Regions from separate parts of the Homo sapiens genome. Here regions 1, 2 and 3 are each linked to region 4. Evidence: chromatin contacts called from ENCODE Hi-C data. All regions are on one chromosome and are shown on one strand. Each heading gives the region's core, a stretch centred on a gene start or an enhancer-like site at or near the end of the contact. The rest is flanking DNA. Distances are from core to core; before and after follow the strand shown. Region 1 holds the start of PHF11 (PHD finger protein 11). Region 2 overlaps LOC107984568 (a long non-coding RNA gene). Region 3 holds the start of CDADC1 (cytidine and dCMP deaminase domain containing 1). Region 4 holds the start of DLEU2 (deleted in lymphocytic leukemia 2).

The links. A loop is a pair of places that touch in the nucleus more often than their neighbours do. Pooled maps may share reads with other maps.
Region 1: a loop to region 4 is called in a map of naive thymus-derived CD4-positive, alpha-beta T cell, with 8 times the contacts of the local background. The contact joins the promoter of PHF11 here to the promoter of DLEU2 in region 4. A Hi-C loop is called at or near these places in 3 of 168 maps with a recorded cell type or tissue (CD4-positive, alpha-beta memory T cell and naive thymus-derived CD4-positive, alpha-beta T cell) and 10 of 50 pooled maps.
Region 2: a loop to region 4 is called in a map of endothelial cell of umbilical vein, with 2.1 times the contacts of the local background. The contact joins the enhancer-like site here to the promoter of DLEU2 in region 4. A Hi-C loop is called at or near these places in 5 of 168 maps with a recorded cell type or tissue (PC-9, chondrocyte, endothelial cell of umbilical vein and 2 more) and 8 of 50 pooled maps.
Region 3: a map of sigmoid colon shows a loop between it and region 4 (5-fold over the local background). The contact joins the promoter of CDADC1 here to the promoter of DLEU2 in region 4. A Hi-C loop is called at or near these places in 2 of 168 maps with a recorded cell type or tissue (naive thymus-derived CD4-positive, alpha-beta T cell and sigmoid colon) and 12 of 50 pooled maps.

What each region holds. Positions count from the first base shown.
Region 1 is chr13:49,494,534-49,497,369 of GRCh38, forward strand. PHF11 (PHD finger protein 11) reads left to right here and starts at 1,420. Exons shown (of 10, transcript NM_001040443.3): 1 at 1,420-1,562. The coding sequence starts at 1,469. The region is part of intron 12 of SETDB2-PHF11 (SETDB2-PHF11 readthrough); the gene reads left to right. SETDB2 (SET domain bifurcated histone lysine methyltransferase 2) reads left to right here. Exons shown (of 14, transcript NM_001160308.3): 14 at 1-470. RefSeq lists enhancers at 226-911, 1,222-1,461, 1,952-2,001 and a silencer at 1,482-1,761.
Region 2 is chr13:50,684,314-50,687,215 of GRCh38, forward strand. All of the region lies in intron 2 of LOC107984568 (a long non-coding RNA gene), which reads right to left. Among named protein-coding and RNA genes, the nearest start is that of DLEU7-AS1, 120 kb to the right of the region's middle. Within about 2 kb of position 1,383, at least 9 of the 41 ENCODE cell types and tissues checked have a DNase peak (open chromatin) inside an H3K27ac peak, as active enhancers do; they include endothelial cell of umbilical vein, heart left ventricle and heart right ventricle, where a contact is called at or near this core.
Region 3 is chr13:49,246,603-49,249,335 of GRCh38, forward strand. CDADC1 (cytidine and dCMP deaminase domain containing 1) reads left to right here and starts at 1,323. Exons shown (of 10, transcript NM_030911.4): 1 at 1,323-1,517; 2 at 2,269-2,363. The coding sequence starts at 1,436. It overlaps LOC105370203 (a long non-coding RNA gene), which reads right to left and starts at 1,238. Exons shown (of 2, transcript NR_135318.1): 1 at 1,033-1,238. RefSeq lists enhancers at 1,184-1,746, 1,216-1,445.
Region 4 is chr13:50,124,197-50,126,896 of GRCh38, forward strand. DLEU2 (deleted in lymphocytic leukemia 2) reads right to left here and starts at 1,345. Exons shown (of 14, transcript NR_152566.1): 1 at 1,106-1,345. The region is part of intron 2 of DLEU1 (deleted in lymphocytic leukemia 1); the gene reads left to right. RefSeq lists silencers at 1-317, 398-907, 1,228-1,437, 1,468-1,797 and an enhancer at 1,466-2,176.

The DNA of each region.
Region 1 (2,836 bases), core at 170-2,669, 630 kb before region 4:
CCTACCTGAGCTATCTTGCTGGGGAACACCCTAATGTCAGTCTCTTTATAAAGGGCCTTTCATTTTGGCCTGGCAAGAAATACTCTTTCATCCTCCTGCATGGAGGGCAAAAAAAAATTTAAAAATTGGCTGCTAGGGTCTGTCTGCTCACTTCCCTGTTTTGCAGACCCCACACTCTTCTGCAATTCATTTCATAGTTGTCAAGACTATACAAATTGTCCTTTTTAATGTTCTCTCTTCTGCTATCCCTAGTTGGCAGTCTTCCTCTTTACAACCTGCTGAAAGTGGAAGACCTCCAGTTTTCCTTTAATTCCTCAGCAAACCACCAACTATTATATGTCTTTTTTCCAGAACAACTTATTTTTTAACTATAATTATATGCATTTATGTTAGATTCACTGAAAACCTCATCTTGTATGGTGCTCTGTACCCTATGGGTGCTAAATAAAGGCTTGCTACTGGCAACTGGATTTAGGATCGGCTAATTCTGCGTCCTTTTAAGATATGCTTATTTAAGCCAAACTCGGTATGATAATTTTTTTTTTTTTTTTTTTTTTTTTGAGAGGGAGTCTGGCTCTGTCGCCTAGGCAGGAGTGCAGTGGCGCGATCTTGGCTCACTGCAACCCCCGCCTCCCGGGTTCAAGCGATTCTCCTGCCTCAGACTCCCGAGTAGCTGGGATTACAGGCGCCCGCCACCAAGCCCGGCTAATTTTTGTATTTTTAGTAGAGACGGGGTTTCACCATGTTGACCAGGCTGGTCTCGAACTCCTGACCTCGTGATTCGCCCACCTCGGCCTCCCAAAGTCCTGGAACTACAGGCGTGAGCCACCGCGCCCACCCGGCCAGTATGATAGTTTTTAGGAGGAACCCTCAGGAGAGTGATTGTTTCTCCCGCTGTGTTGTGGGGGGTGGAGTAGGGAAGCCTGGCGTTTGGGGTTTTTTTGTTTGTTTGTTTTTTGTGTGTGTTTGTTTGTTTGTTTGTTTTGAGACGGAGTCCCGCTCTGTAGCCCAGGCTGGAGTGTAGTGGCGCGATCTCGGCTCACTGCAAGCCCCGCCTCCCGATTCAAGCGATTCTCATGCCTCAGTGTCTGGAGTAGCTGGGATTACAGGCACCCGCCACCATGCCCAGCTAATTTTTGTATTTTTAGTAGAGACGGGGTTTCACCATGTTGGTTAGGCTGGTGTTGAACTCCTGACCTCGTGATCCGCCCTCCTCGGCCTCCCAAAGTGCTGGGATTACAGGCGTGAGCCACTGCTCCCGGCGTTTGGGTTTTTTAAGCTATTCAAATTAAGACTAGACTGGAATCTGGAGCAGTGTGTGTGACAACCCCTCTCTGCACACCCAACTTTCCCCGGGCCGGCTAGTGACTCAAAGCGACAGCCCAGATTTAAGAAAACGAAACCTAGTGCAGCTGGGGCACTTCCGGGATCTCGCTATCCGGCCGCCACCCGCAGCTGCAGCACAGTCATGGCCCAGGCGTCGCCGCCCCGGCCCGAGAGGGTGCTCGGCGCCAGCAGCCCGGAGGCCCGGCCCGCGCAGGAGGCGCTCCTCCTTCCCACCGGTGTGTACCGCGGGGGCGGGCGGGCGGGCGGGCGGGGCTGGGCAGCGACGGGCCCGGTCAAGGGGCCTGCCTTCCGGTCGTGGCCGCATGGGGGCCCGACCTGCCCCTACTCCGGGCCGGGGCCCTAGACGCCGGGGCGGCGCTGGACGAACTTGGCTCACCACTCGCGTGCCTGTTGGTGGGGGAGGGGGCCAGAGGACAGGGCGCGGCCCAGGCCAGTTCCACAGGTGGCTCTGACTGCCCATGGTTTCGCGCGAGTGGTGGGCACGCTTCGGTTTACCTCCCCCGCGGGTGACAGCCCAGTGCTTCCACCACAACCGATGTCAACTCTCCTAGCGCCCCTCCGCTCACCGGTAAACCAGGACAGTGGAGGGGCGCCCTGATGCGGTGAGGCAGGGGGCGGCCCTGAGGGAAGAGCTGGGTCTCACGTTCACGGAGGACGTGACTGGAACCCGTCTCCCCTTCTCCAGTCGTTCCAGTCCTCCCCGGCCCTCTACTTGAGTGGGTGGGTCTTCTGATGGGTTCCTGCCCTTGCGTGTGTGTATAGCTCCAAACGGTGTGCCAGGCTCAGGGCAAGGTCCTGAGCATACAAAGATGAGTTAGGCAGACCCTGCCCTAGAGACTCTACTAGGCAACTTTAATGAGGAGGTCAGAACCACAGAGGTACAGATGAGAGACTCCTGACTCCCAGTCTTCAGGGAAAGCTTTTTGAGGAGAGGATGGCTGGGCTTACCCTTTTTTTTTTTTTTTTTTTTTGAGAGGAGTTTCACTCTTGTTGCCCAGGCTGGAGTGCAAAGGCGCTATCTCGGCCCACTGCAACCTCTGCCTCCCGGGTTCAAGCGATTCTCCTGCCTCAGCCTCCCGAGTGGATGGGATTACAGGCATGTGCCACCACGCCCAGCTAATTTTGTATTTTTAGTAGAGAGGGTTTCTCCATGTTTCATGGGCTTACCTTTAAAGGGCAAGACTCAGCCAAAGGTGGAAAAGTTGAAGGGGTGTTCCCAGCAGAGAGGATGACACAAAGGCACCAAACCACAAAACGTCACACGTAAACATCATACGTGGCAACCACAAGCCAATCAGTTGGATATTTCATTCATTGGTATACATATGGACTGTAAGGTAAGTCACGGGAGATGCGCTTCCATCCTGACCTCTTCCTCAAACTCCAGACTGGTATAACCAACTTCTTCCATTTCTGAAATGATCTCAAACTGAGTATGTCCCAAAGAGAATTCTTGTTTCCTCCACTGTATTCAGGTACTCCAAACCTG
Region 2 (2,902 bases), core at 133-2,632, 560 kb after region 4:
CATCTGCTCTCCAAGATGGAACCCTCACATGCTGCCATAAATAAGGCAGAGCACCTCATGCCTCTGAATTAGACACAAGGCACCAAGAGGCAAGTGCCTGGGGCTGTCGCCCAGGTCATCTATGCTTGACACTGCTCAGCCTGCTTACAAATAGGGTTCTTGCTATAGCAATCAAAATAACCACACAAGGCAAGTAAAAGGCACAGACCAGAGTCTGGGGAGGTTCTGAGTGGGGCTGATTTTAGCACACAGAAGGGAATGAGACAACCACAGCCACCGCAATGGGCCGGGAGGAAGGAAGGCTACTGTGGGTCACCAAGAGAAACACTTCCTTCCATTGTCTGGCTATACAGGCTCAGATGAAAATAAAAATAGGTGGACATTGAAGATATGCATGTGTACATCTTGAGCCAGACTCACACAGAGAATCCACTGGGGCTGGAGGCCATAAAGAAATAATTCAGGGCATTTTGGCCCAGTGAAAATGGGACTTAAGAAGCCATGTACAAGTCAAAGACCCAAGGAGGTGGGCGGATTAAACCCTAAGCATGCTCTAAGACATCTGGAGAAGAGTTTCACAGTCCATGGGTCTCAGGTTCTCAGCCTGAGAACCATATAATAAAAATAGTGTGGTAGAAGACACGGGGCAAAGCATGGGGGCACTATCAAATACTCTTTCATAAATGCTGGCAAAAAATGGAAAGCCATGTTTCTAAAAGATTCTCAAACTCTTACCCTATTTCCCTAAGATTTGTTGATAGTCCAGAGAGGGCTATTAAGGGATCTTGCATTCTTCTCAGGCACTTTTTTTCTTCCAGTTAAAAAAAAATTGTATCTTGGAAAATATCAACTATGAATACAAAAATATGCGTAGTAGTTGAATGTATCCCTGTGTACCCACCAATCACCTTCAACAATGATCAACTCACAGCCAATCTTACTTCATCTGGACCCACTGTCTCACTCCCATATTATTTGGAAACAAATTACAGATAATATGTAATTTTATCTAAAATGTTTCATATTGTATTTTTAAAAAATAAGGACTCTTTATAGAAACATAACTATCCATTCTGAAGCTTAGAAAGTTAGAATTCTGTCTTGCCATCAAATAGCCAGTAAATGTTCAAATTTCCAGCCTTTTACATCTAATCATGTCTTCCTCATGGTTCCCTTCAGACCTGCTTTACGCCCATCCAGAGAAAAAAACCAAAGCAGACTTATACAAGCAAAGAAGCTCTGATACCCTGGCCCTTTGGTTTCCACTCTATAGTAATGTAACAAACACATGATATGCCAGGAACAGAGAGCTGACCCCCAAATTGCAGGCAAGCACACTGGCAACATAAAGAGAAAGTAACTGACAAATCTCTAATTCTGGAAGACGCCCAGAGCAGCTGGGCCTGAAGCCAGGAGCTTAACAAGTTTCCATTGTTATTGGCAGCTGACAAATTTAGAAGCAGACAGGGGAACTTCTTATCATGGGGAATTTTGTTAGCTGAGGCTATATGCGTTTAAAAAGCACAATCAACCTGTAGTGAGTTGAGGGATTAAACATGATTTTTCTCAACTTAAATGACCCCTCTCCCTAAATTAAGCTGCCTATTTAGCGCCCTTAATAAATACATAGATAATTTAAACCATGTGGCAGCAAATTGAACACACGGGCTTTTTGAACTATGTATTTTCTTTCTCATGTTGGAACACTTCCCTCGAGAAAAATCTCAGGTCTCATGATTATGGAAAAGAAAGATCTGTGTATCTTTCTGATTAAGCGTCTCAGGATACACACATACATGTTGATCAAGTGTTTTCTTCTTTCTTGGCTAAAGTGAAGCATATGCTTCTGAGAAAAGTGTTCCATCGACACTTCTTTGGCGGCTGCCTGGTCTATTTGTCAACAAAACAAAATGTGAAAGGGTTTTATTTCTATAAAAGTAATTACATTTCAAAGCAGCTTGTCATTATATACCATGTGGCATTACATTGAACCAAGATACAATTTTCTGCCTGATTGTTAGAAGTAACAATCTGTATTCACAAGTCAGTAAAATACTCAAATGTGTATCTTCTCTGTTGCTTGATTGGGAAAAATAATACTCCCAGCTTGAACACCTTGAGGTTGGGACCACATGATTGGACATGCTGGTTTTAGGATCTCTGTATTAATCTACTGATTCAAAATACAGCTCCCACCAAAAACAAATCACTATTTACTTTAATATTAGGAATCTTGATTTTGAGCCAAAAAAGGTTCAAAAAGTGACAAAGGTTTTTAAAAATGATTTCTGTATGATTTTCCCCTCTCTTTTAAATAAATGAGTGCCTCAACTTTTAGCTACATTACAACTTGCTTTTGCCTCTTTCATGTGTGTCCCAAAAATGTTCATAAGCACTTCAGTGTTCATGGGCCCGTGAGACTCATCTGGTCTCCTCATCTTCTCTGTGGTTAGAGTACTTTCTGAGACAGTTCTCACCACAGATTCTCAGAGATAAAGTCTGCAGCTTCTTTTTGGTTCCCTGCTTTTAACCTCTCCGTTATTAAGCAAAGAGTCTTAAACAAAATTCCGTAATAGAACACATCTTTTTCATTTTCACCCCCAAATCTTTTTTTCCAACTTTTACTTTAGATACAGTGGATACATGTGCAGTTTTCTTAGACGGGTATATTGCGCTCAGGTAGTCAGCATAGTACCCAGTAGGTACTTTTTCTACCCATACCACCCTCAATTCCTCCTCCCTCTAGTAGTCCATAGTGTCTATTGTTCCCATGTTTATGTCTGTGGGTGCTCAATGTTGCGCTCTCTCCTATAAGTGAGAACTGGGGTATTGGTTTTCTGTTCCTGCATTAATTCACTTAGGATTATGGCCTCCAACTCCATCCATGTTGCTGCAAAGAACA
Region 3 (2,733 bases), core at 73-2,572, 880 kb before region 4:
TGGTTTTAATATACATTTCCCTAATGGCCAATGACACTGAACACTGTTTTACATGTTTATTTGCCATCTGTATATCTTCTTTGGTGAAATGACTATTCAAGTCTTTGATCCATTTTCTAACTGGACTGTTTACTTACTCTGAGTTTATATGGTTCTTTATATATTCTGGATATGAGTCCTTTGTTGGATACATGCTTTGCAAATATTTTCTCCTAGTCCATGGCCTGTCTTTAAACCTTAGTGTTAATTGCCATGAAGGCACTGTCAACAAAGTCTACACTTCAGGAAAGGTGCAGAATGGAGTTCTCTGGATATAGTCAAATCACCTGAAGAGCTTTACCCTCAGAACAGGCGAACTAGAAAAAATTCTACAAGCCAAAGAAATAAATAGCAAGCTGAAAGATAGATCTGAAGAAATTAGCCAGAATGTGGCTCAGAGAAACAAAATGATGCAATATTTTAAAAATAATAATTTAGAACCTCAGAAGGTTTAACCTATGCCTAATAGGAATTCCAGGAGGAGAGTCTAGAGTAATGTTGTCCAATACAGTAGTAGCCAATAGCCACATGTCACTACTTAAAATGTAAATTAATTAAAACTAAATGAAGTTAAAAATGCAGTTCCTTGGTTGTACTGGCCACATTTCAGATGCTCAATAGCCACATGTGGCTGGTGGCTACCATATTGGACAGTGCAGATATAGAATACTACAGGAAATCCTACTGGACAGTGCTGATCTAGGTCATAAAACAAGTCTGAACAAATTTCAAAGAACTGGTATGATACAGATGTTTTGTGGAAATAAACTAGACATTAGAAATTAAAAACAAAATAACTCCTACTGCCTCCTCTCACCTTTTTCCCCATTACAATTCCACCTCTTAATGTCTTCATGTTCTTGATGAGAAGCAGAACGTCCCTACTGTGTTCCATGGCACCAAGTTCCCCAGAACCCGCCAGTCTCTGATGACAGAACATCCTGGACCGCCCAGCTCCACACCCCAACCCAAGAAGTTCTCTAAAACACTGACCATGACAGCCTGGGGTAGGTTTCCACTTTAACATTCTGACCAAAATTCTCAACTCGATGCAGTCAGAGTCTGCGCAACCTGGGACCTCGAGCCAAGAAATCCTCAAGTGACCTTACTTGGCAAAACCAACAAAACAACCAAATACAGGTCTCAAGCGATTTACAGCTCGGTGCTTAACTCGGTCACCGGCCGAGGGGCAGCCCTCTGGCGCCAAAGCCCCGCCTCTCTATGACGTCACACGAGGAGCCCTGAAGTGGCGGTCAAGCTTGAGGCGTCATCTGGCTGCGCCTAGTGGGCCGTTGCCTTACAGTTGCTGAGAGGAGGCGAGAGGCGGGGGCGCTAGGGCCGAGATCATGTCTGACTGGGAGAGGTTTCCTTGGCAGCAGAGGACGCTAGGTTTGGGATGAAAGAAGCTGGGCAGATGCAAAATCTGGAGAGCGCGAGGGCCGGGCGGTCAGTCAGCACCCAGACTGGCAGCATGACCGGTGAGTGTCCGGGACCCTGCTCCCGCCACCCTACCTTTCGCTCTGCCCTGTGCGTCTCCCGTCATTGAACTCCAGATTCCTTGTCTGAGCCTCTTTGCCTCCCCTGCTGCTTTTGGATGTCTCCTGCCCGCCCTCTGCGTGTCCCCTCCGCGGTCGCCAGGACCAATCGGCTCGGTCGCACTGGCTTTTGAAGTCTCGCTTTTTACCCCTGTTAGCTACTTCTCACAGGACCTAGAGCTGGGGCCTCTGAGGTCAAAGAGCCTGAACATTTCCAAACGGCGCTTTTGCCTTGATTTCCAAATTAACCGCACGTGACGCTTTCCTGTATTTCGACTGCTTTACCGTCGAAGGTCAGCGCATTTTTCGGGTTGTGTTCTAATCGCTTTCCTTTTAGCAACGCCCCATCACAGTCCAAAGAAAAGCTTGCACCACGACGACGTCAGATGCGAAGACTTTTCACAGCTTGCTTTGGGTTGTCCCCCTCAGCTATGTGTATTAGCTGTACCGTTTTTTCCTGCAGGGTGAGGGCTGGAGAAAGAAGGCTCAACTTTTTAAGTGGAGAAGGAGGTAGCCACGACTAAGGCTGAAGCGTCTACTGCTAAGATACCTCTGACTCTCTTGTCCCCTATCTTTTTCTGTGCCTCTTGCGAAAGCAGCTGGGCTTAGGCTGCAGCACCTAAGTGGCATTGAGATTGGCTCCCTTTTTCACCATTAGTAACAAAGTTTAAAGTGTTTGTCGTCTCTTTTGTAGGTCAGATACCAAGGCTTTCTAAAGTCAACCTTTTCACTCTGCTCAGCCTCTGGATGGAGCTCTTTCCAGCAGAAGCCCAGCGGCAAAAATCTCAGGTATAATTTGTTTCATAGTTTTTCCCCTTAGAAAAGCAGTGGTTTAAAATCTGAGTTTATTGCTCCAGTTTCTGTCATACCTAAAACCAAACTTAACAAGGCTTAAGATTTAAAAAATATCTTTATTGATTAACATGACACTTTATAATTCCCAGCCGTAATAAGTCATCTTCCATTCTAAAAATACTTTCTGAGAATACCATGTTTATCGGGTACTAATGGTATTCATATGTCAGTTCGGCTAATAAGATTATTGTCTATACCACATAATTTCCCCCAATTATATATACTGTTGGTGTTTTATCTAGGTAGTTTACTCCTCTGCCACAGAAATATATAAATTGCCTGGAGATAGAGACCATGTCTTATT
Region 4 (2,700 bases), core at 95-2,594:
GCGCGGGGTCCGCCCCCGCCCCCTCGGGAGCGCAGAGTTGCGGGGGGCCGGCACCAGCCTCCGCCCTGCGCCGCCCGCTCACACAATGGGACGCGTCGGGAGGGGGCGGCCGCGGCTCCCATTCCGGTCCCAGGGCGGGGACTCCGGGCGGCGGGAGAAGCAGTCGGGCTGGGGCCAGAAGGAAAACCCCTCTCTCCCTCTGCCCACTCAAACTGCGAAAGGGCTCCAGCCGGCGGTGCCAGGGGCTGGGGAGCAGCTGGGGAGGGAGCGGAAGTGCCACCCCCTGCAGTCAAGGGTGGTGACGTCACCCCTGCAGCCAGCCTGTAGCGGGGGTGTCTGTACATCACATGACCCGGCCCCCCTCTCCCCGCCGAAGCCCGCGCGCGCGCTCTCTCCCCCAGCCCCGACTCCCACCTCTCCCCCGCCCCCTCTCCCCAACTTTCGCCCTCCCCGCTCCGGCACCGCTGTCAACAGCGCCAGCTCCGCCCCCTCCCCGCGCCCTGTGGAACCGCCACGGCGGCGCGGCGGGCGCTCGCGCTCAGGTCCGAGGCTCCGAGAAGCGAGCGTGCCCCGGTTCCACCCTGCCCCCCAGCTCAGTGCTTGCTGGCTGCGTGGGCACCAGAGCCAGGGGGCACGGCGGCGTGCAGCGACAGCGCTTCTCTGCTCCATCCTCCCACAGCAGTTAGAGGACGAAGCTGAGGCGCCGGGTCCGAGCTCGGAGGGAGCGAGGCGCATGCAGCGGCCTCCGGGCCCTGACGCGTAGCCTCCGGGGGTCGGCCCACGGGCGAGAGAAGCAGCCGGGAGCCCCTCCTCGACCCCAGCAAGGCGGCCCGCGCCTCCGCTCTCCCTACCGCCCGGGTGGCGCACGCCAGTCCTCCGTCTTTGGCTGCGGCGCAGGCACCGGCCATACGACGAGGGGCCAGGCGGGGACCGCCTCCTTGAGCCCCCTCGGCCACCCCTGCCGTGTGGACTGCTGGGGTTGCAGATTTGCTGGCTGTTGCTGCAGCGCCTCGTTCTATTTTTCCTCTCAGTTCCCTTCTAAAAGTGGAGGCTCGGGGGAGGAAAAAGAAAGCCCACAGTGTTGAAAGGGGCGGTACGGACTGACCTGTCAACGGCGGAGGAGGAAGACCCCCGTTCGGGGCGAGCTCTCGAGCCCGCGCAGGGATCGGAGCTCTGGGCTCGCGCGGAAAGGCACGGCGGCAGCTGTGCCTCAGCCAGGTGTCCCCCCTCGGCGGGGCCCGCGCCGCCGCGCCCGCCCCCTCCCCCGGCGCAGCGCTCCCCGCCCCATCGCCGGGGACCAGGGAACCCCCCGGCTCGATTTTTTGTGCAGTTTCAGCAAAGCTCCGAGGAAGTTGGTCCTTTTGTTCCACTATTTATAGATTGCGTCAACATTGCGAAAAGGAGAAGGCGGAGCGGTGGCCCCTCCCCCTCCCCTCCCCCCGCCGGCTCCTGGGAGAGAAAAGCCCCAGCACACGACCTAAGTACACAGCGCGCCAGCCGCCCGCCCGCGGCCTTCTGCTCCCCGCTTCTTCCCCCTCCCAGCCGGGGCCCGAACGCTGCCAACCCCGTCACGTGCCCGCCCGGGAAAACCAGCTCCCCGGGGCTCCGCGCCGCCCGCCAGGCTTCGTGGCGGCGGCGGCGGCAGCGGCCTCACCCAGCTCGTGGGCTCGGGCCGCGGCTCAGGCGTCACGCATAGCGTGGGCACCCACGCCCTCGCCACCCGACGAGGATCTCGGGCTCCGCGACCTGTGGGAGTGCTGCGGGGCGTCCCGCACTTCCGCCCTCTCTCGTCTCCGGCTCCCCAGTCGCCGCCCCGCTCGCCGAGTGTGCGCGCATTCGGGCCTCGCCTCGGAGCCGGGAGGCTGTCCTGTCCCCAGGCCCCTCGCGCGGCCGCTCTTCCAGGCATTGCGGTGCTAGCCCCCTCTCCCGCGCACGACTGGGGAGGGCAGAGGTGTGAGGGATGCGGGGGTGGCTCGCAGCCGTTCGCGGGCAGGCGGGCGGAGCGCGGGAAGCGCGGTGCGGGCGTTCCATGGCGCACCCAGACGCTCTCCCTCCTCCGCAGGTGCAGCGGGGCGTTGCGCGAGCTCGAGTCCCCCTTCCCGGACAGCTAGGGAGAAGGGAGTTTGCAGACCGGAGCTACAGTTGGAAGAATATAGTTTTTGAGAAGTTACTGGAAGTTAGATGTGAGACAAAAACAGACGAACTTTCCTTCAAAGCCTTATGACGAAATGATAGGCCTTGCCATACCCTTGAAATGAAACTGAGCTCCCTACCGGCCTAAAGCCGCTGTTCCTGAGCTTCATGTAAACAAGGAGGGCGGTAAACACCAGAGGAAGGCCTTACAACAATACCAAGTGCAAGTAGCTCATTTGAGTGTTATTTATCTTAGCAGCTTCCCTGAGTGATTTATGTATATTGCAGTTTAACTTTACAGGGTGGGAATAAAATAATTTGGCTTCTCAGCTCACTGGCGGAAGAAACTAGAGCTGAGCTGGGACGAGGGCAAGAAGCGCGTCGCACCTTTCCTGGCAGCTGAACAGTGTGATGAACAGTCTGGAAGGGTTATGTTATTACTTAAGGGGTTTGGGGAAACCGTTCCCGCGCACAGACCCTCATTCGGGCCAACTGCAGGCCGTGGGGGACTCTTCAAGGACTCGCGCAACCCGAGCCGAGCTTCCTGGCTGGGCACTGGGCTCAGCC